Regions from separate parts of the Homo sapiens genome. Here region 1 is linked to region 2. Evidence: read pairs that join two places in POLR2A ChIA-PET (ENCODE). Cell type or tissue: MCF 10A. All regions are shown on one strand. Links, peaks and the distances in the headings refer to the core of each region. The heading gives the core; the rest is flanking DNA. Region 1 overlaps DHX15 (DEAH-box helicase 15). Region 2 overlaps LOC124900683 (a long non-coding RNA gene).

Region 1 (2,924 bases), core at 176-2,675, 200 kb before region 2:
CAGAATTGTGAGAGAATGAATTTGTCAATTTTAAGCCACTAAAAAAAAAAAAAAAAAAAAAGAAACAGTACTTGACGATTTGCTATACTGTTAAATGTATGAAACCCTTTGCTTAACAACAAAAAACTAACTTGACACAGAACTCAGGAAAGGCAGAATCAGGCACTGGAGATAAAAACTACAGTCCATTTTCCTTTATGTAAGAGTCAAGTTTTACTAACTTTCTTAGTAGTAATGAAATATTTATCCAGGCTAAGGAATGAGTCACAATAGTAAAATTTTAAGTTTGAAGTTTCAATGATGAATTAATAAAAGTGCCACAGGATAGCCAAACTCCACACTTTACTGGGTGCCTTACTATCTACAGTGTTTTCCAACTGTTTTAGGGCAGAGATGCTCTTAAAAATTTATTAGCATCACCTTGGAACTAGTAAGAACTACAAAACTTGAGTCTCATCTCAGATCTACTTAATCAGAAATTTTGAAGGTGAGGCATAGCAATCTGCTCTAACAAGTTTTCAAGTGATTCTGATGATTGCTAAAGTTTAAGAAACACTAGTCTAAATTAATCAAATTAAACAAGAAGCAGATTACCTAAAGATGTCTAAAGTAGCAAAAACATCCTTGGAGTAAGTAACAGTTCAGCTTTTCAACTGTGACTGCTTAATAAAATATACCAAAAACCCCATGTACTGAACAGTATCAACCTAGCTTAAGTATTTTTTTGCAACAGGCACATGTAGATGGCGTAGTATAACTACAAGCCAACTGCCAACTATGATCTCAGCAAGATGACGACACCTAACACATCACTAATTCTGATTTGAACAAACCATGGTAAAACATTACATCCTGCAAATATATTACTTATTTATATTTTTGTATTTATATATATGTATATATATTTTATGAAACATTCCAAAAAATTACAAACTAAGCCTAAGAAAGGCAAAAAATCATTTTTATAAAATGAAAACCAGAAATCCCTACCTCAAAGCTTATGATCCCTCCCCAGTAAAATTCCAGCTTGGTTAAATGTTTAAAACAAAAACAAAATAGTAAAATACATGGATTAAATTATTTAAACCAACACTGGGCAGGGTATGATGCAAAACCTGGACATCATAAAAGTGGTTAATTCAATACGTGTACAAAATTCAAGTCTCTATGTAGCATGAAGTGTCATAAAGCAAAGAAATGTATGACAAACTGAGCAAAAATTGCAACTTATATCCAAGGTGCTAATTCTGTTATAAGCTCCTACAAATCTATAAGAAAAAGGCCAATCCACTATAGAAATATGGGCAAAGCATATGATGAAACATCTAATTCTATCAATTTTATAATACCGCATATTTGGTCAAATTTAAATTCTCTGAAACTAAGATGCATTTTAAAATAGCACCTTAAAAACAGCTATCAACTAGGTAGAAATCCTGAGAAGATGAAAAAAGCACCAGTCTCAGATTCCAAAAAGAAATACAAATGGCTAATATACAAAAATGTTCAATTTCACAGAAAATAAATGCAAATTAAAACCATAAAGTAATCCCATTTTTCACTTAACAAGATTGACAAAGATAAAAAGTTTTATAATGCTGAGTTGGCAAGGGTAAAGAAACAGATGCTCATTTACTGATTCCTTACTGGTGAGAGTATATAAAAATCTCTATGGAGGGCAATCTGCCAAAAGCTGATAAAATTCAAGTATACTCTATGACCCGAACAATTTCACTTGTAGGGAATTTATTTCACAGATGTGTATGCGTGAAAAAAATGTGTGTACAAGTTTGTAAGAGGATACGGAGGACAGCAAATGTTTCTAATAGCAAAAACTGCAAATGAGGTTCCATCAATAGAATTTGTTAAGTAAACTAAGGTACAATCACAAATGCTATGCAGCCATTAAAAATAAAGCAACTTAAAACCACAATGAGATACCATCTTATACCAGTCAGCATGGCTACTAAAAAGTCAAAAAATAACAAGGTTGTAGAGAAAAGGGAATGCTTATCCACTGCTGGTGGGATTGTATTAGTTCAGCCATTGTGGAAAGCAGTTTGGCAACTTCTCAAAGATTTATAATAGAATTACCAGTTGACCCAGCAATCCCATTATTGGGTATACAGAATATAAACCCTTCTACCATAATGACACAGGCCTGTGTATATTCACTGCAGTACTATCCACAATAGCAAAGACATAGAATCAACTTAAATGTCCATTAAAAGTAGAATTCATTTTTAAAAGTAGCACATATACACAATGGAATACTATGCAGCCATAAAAAAGAGATCATGTTCTTGTGACAACATATATGAAGCTAAAGGCCATCATCCTAAGCAAACTAACACAAGAACAGAAAACCAAATACCTCATGTTCTCAGTTGGGAGCTCAACTTTGAGTAAATATGCACACAAAGAAAGGAACAACAAACCAGAGGATGGAGGGTGGGAAGAGAAAGAGAATCAGAAAAACTACCTGTCAGGTAACTATGCTTATTACCCGAGTAACAAAGTAATCTGTACACCAGCCCGTAATCCCAGCACTTTGGGAGGCCGAAGCAGGTCAATCACTTGAGGTCAAAGTTCAAGACCAGCCTGGCCAACATGTGGAAATCCCATCTCTACCAAAAAATACAAAAATTCACCAGGCGTGGTGGCGTGCACCTGTAGCCCCAGCTACTTGGGAGGCTGAGGCAAGAGAATCGAATCGCTTGAACCCAGGAGGCACAGGCTGCAGCGAGCTGAGATTGGGTCACTGCACTCCAGCCTGGAAGAGTGAGACACTGTCTCAAAAAAAAAAAAAAAAAAAAAAAATCTGTACACCAAACTCCTACAACATGCAATTTACCTATACAGCAAACCTGCACATATACCCTTGAACCTAAAAGTTAAAAAAGCATAAATAAAGCAACCTGAAA
Region 2 (2,924 bases), core at 176-2,675:
GTTCAGGGCTATTTTTGACATACATGTAAGCAATGCAGAGGAGTAGATCTAGCTCAGGCTACAAATGTTCTCCTGGGCCAACTTTCCAGAAGGAGGCTGAGAACACAGTAGAAGAATTTTATTGAGAAAAAAAAAAAAAAAGCACTAACTAGATAGTAAAGGGCTGAGTTAGACTGAGCAGGAGAGGATTCTATGGCTACAACGAGTGTAAATTCCCTCCTAAGATCAGAGTACTGAAATTTCACACCAGGTCCACCAGAACAGCTTTTGAATTTATGATGCTTTTAAATATGCTTTAAGATGACAACACCCAATCTGGTGAAGTTACAATAAAACTTCTATATCATAAGTTGCTGGTGGCAAATTGGTACTATCTTTTAGGAAAGTAATTTGGCAGTATGAATTAGAAATTATGAAAATATTCATCCTCTGTCACTTGATTGTTCTTCTTTGGAAAGTTATTCTAAGGAAATAATCCAAACGAAGGAAAACAAGGAAGATGATTGTTTTCATTACCTATATTGAAGAAGAAGAAAAAAACAGAAAGCAGCTATGTAATTCAAAGGATATTTATGTAACAATATAATCTAGTTATAATTGGGGCATATCAAAATTACTTGAAAACGTAGCGGTTTAGGCCGGGCAATGTGGGTCATGCCTGTAATCCCAGCACTTTGGGCAGCCAAGATGGGAAGATCACTCAGGCCTAGGAGTTTGAGACCACTGTAGGCAACATGGCAAAACCCCCTCTTTACAAAAAAAAATACAACAATTAGCCAGGCATGGTGGCATGTGACTGCAGTCCCAGCTACTTGGGAGGTAGAGGTGGGAGGACCACCTGAGCTTGGGGAGGACGAGGCTGCAGTGAGCCGTGATTGCACCCCTACACTCCAGCCTGGCTAACAGAATGAGACCCTAATGAGATGCTGTCTCAAAACAAAAACAATAAAAAATAGCAGTTTAAACCAGTCATGTTCATTTGCTCACATTTTTTTTTCTTTGGAGACGGAGTCTCACTCTGTCGCCCAGGCTGGAGTGCTCAAGCTCTGCCTCCCGGGTTCATGCCATTCTCCTGACTCAGCCTCCCGAGTAGCTGGGACTACAGGTGCCCGCCACCATGCCCGGCTAATTTTTAGTATTTTTAGTGGAGATGGGGTTTCACTGTGTTAGCCAGGATGGTCCATTTGCTCACAGTTTTATGAGTCAGAAATTCAAAAAGGTTGGGAAGTTCTTACTTGGAGTCTGTCGTGGACTGCATTCAGATCTCTGTTGGGGCTGTAGTCCTCCAATGGCATGACTAGGCTTGTCATCCGAGATGGATCACTCACATGACAGGCAGTTGGTTTCAGCTGAAAGCTTAGCTGGGCTGTCAGCCAGAGCACCTACACGCAGCCTCTCCAGCATAGCAGCCTCTCCAGCATAGCAGCCTCAGGATAATCAGATTTCTTTACAGGGTTTTTGTTTCTCCCAGAGGTAAAATCCCAAGAACACCAGGTGTAAGCTTCGTAGCTTTTTCTAATCTGATCTTGAAAGTTATGCTGTGTCATGTCTCCTGTATTCTTCTGGTTAAAAGTGAGACATTAATGCTGGCCCAAACTCAAGGGGAGGGGATACACACTCCACCCATCAATGGGAGGAATGTCAGAGGAATTACAGACATGTTTTAAAATTGCTACAGTCTTATTTGCATACCTCCCACATGCAACATACTCTCTCCCTTATCAAGATCTCCCAAAGGCTCAACTATTACAGCATCAGACTCAGGCTGGACGTTCAGGATCACATCATCTCAGTCAGGTCCAGGTGTAAATTCATCTGCTCAAGTTTCTGAAGACCTCAGGACTAAAGAGATCAAGGGTTAGAATAAATAAAATAGACACTCCTATTCCAAAAGGAAGGGATGGCAAGCACAGAGCAGTCACTAGTCCAGAGAAACTTGAAATTCAACTGGGTACCTGTCACCAGTTCTTTGTTCATGTCATCCAGTACTGTGGATTGTACTAATACTGATTTGTACTAATTGTACTAGGGGATTGTTCATCAGTACTGATTTGTACTGATTGTGCTAGGGAATTCCTCCTCTAGGTTCTCAGCTCCTCCATCTGGGCTCCTGGTTTTTCCCTCTGAGTCGTCCTTCCCTTTTAATAATAAGCAGCCTGTGAGTGCGGCGGGGTGGCTCTCTCATTTGGCTTCCTTCCCACAGAAGGTTGTGGATCAGAACCACTTTCATTTTGTGCTGCTTCTGTCTCTTTCAGACCAAGATGATATTGCTTCTGCCAATATAATTCCCTTGAAATATTTGTTAGCTTTTATGAATCTTACTAGAGTCCCTTCATTGGACAAATACCACAAAGGGTCTTTGGGATAGCCTCTTCTCTATCTTTGATTCTCTATAAGGCTGCAACATCTTTCAGAGCCTAGAAGCTCTATGATTTAAGAGGGGTGATCTACTACAAAGCATGATCTTAAGATCTTTAGATACATTTTATCTAGCAGACCATGTCTAGGAGATACCATTTTAAATCTTTCTGAAATCATAAAAAAAGTGTTGTAAAGTTGCCCCTCTGGCTTTATTTTTACCCTTTGGTGGCATTTTCCCGAAAGAGCCCTGAGTTTGATCTTTTCCCTAAGGTCCTTTCTTACTTTAAGAATCCTTTGCTGACTGAAAATATTCTCTTGAGCCCTTTGTATTTCTTTCAAATTTCCCTTGAAAATAAAATAGTTGGTTTTTTAAAGTTTATTTGTTTATTCTCTTTACTTTCATTTTATCATAGGCAATTAGAAGAAGCCAGATGGCATCTTAAACACTCTGCTTGGGAATTTTCTTAGCTAGATCATCGCATTCCTTTAGTACATTTTCTATTTTCCACATTACTGCAGGTGATAGTTTTGCAAAACTTTCCACCACTACATAACCATGGTCT

What was found. Peaks named below come from ENCODE experiments on the same cell type or tissue, not always from the same donor. Only the 100,000 strongest peaks of a DNase experiment are listed, where the experiment ranks them.
Region 1: POLR2A ChIA-PET joins it to region 2 with 5 read pairs; 2 of 35 experiments call an interaction of 5 or more read pairs at or near these places.

What each region holds. Positions count from the first base shown.
Region 1 is chr4:24,559,336-24,562,259 of GRCh38, forward strand. The region is part of intron 3 of DHX15 (DEAH-box helicase 15); the gene reads right to left. Among named protein-coding and RNA genes, the nearest start is that of DHX15, 24 kb to the right of the region's middle. In MCF 10A, for the core only: no CTCF peak of the experiment used is centred there; no DNase peak of the experiment used is centred there.
Region 2 is chr4:24,762,487-24,765,410 of GRCh38, forward strand. LOC124900683 (a long non-coding RNA gene) reads right to left here. Exons shown (of 3, transcript XR_007058079.1): 2 at 1,236-2,924; 3 at 1-516. Among named protein-coding and RNA genes, the nearest start is that of SOD3, 32 kb to the right of the region's middle. In MCF 10A, for the core only: no CTCF peak of the experiment used is centred there; a DNase peak (open chromatin) is centred at 1,315.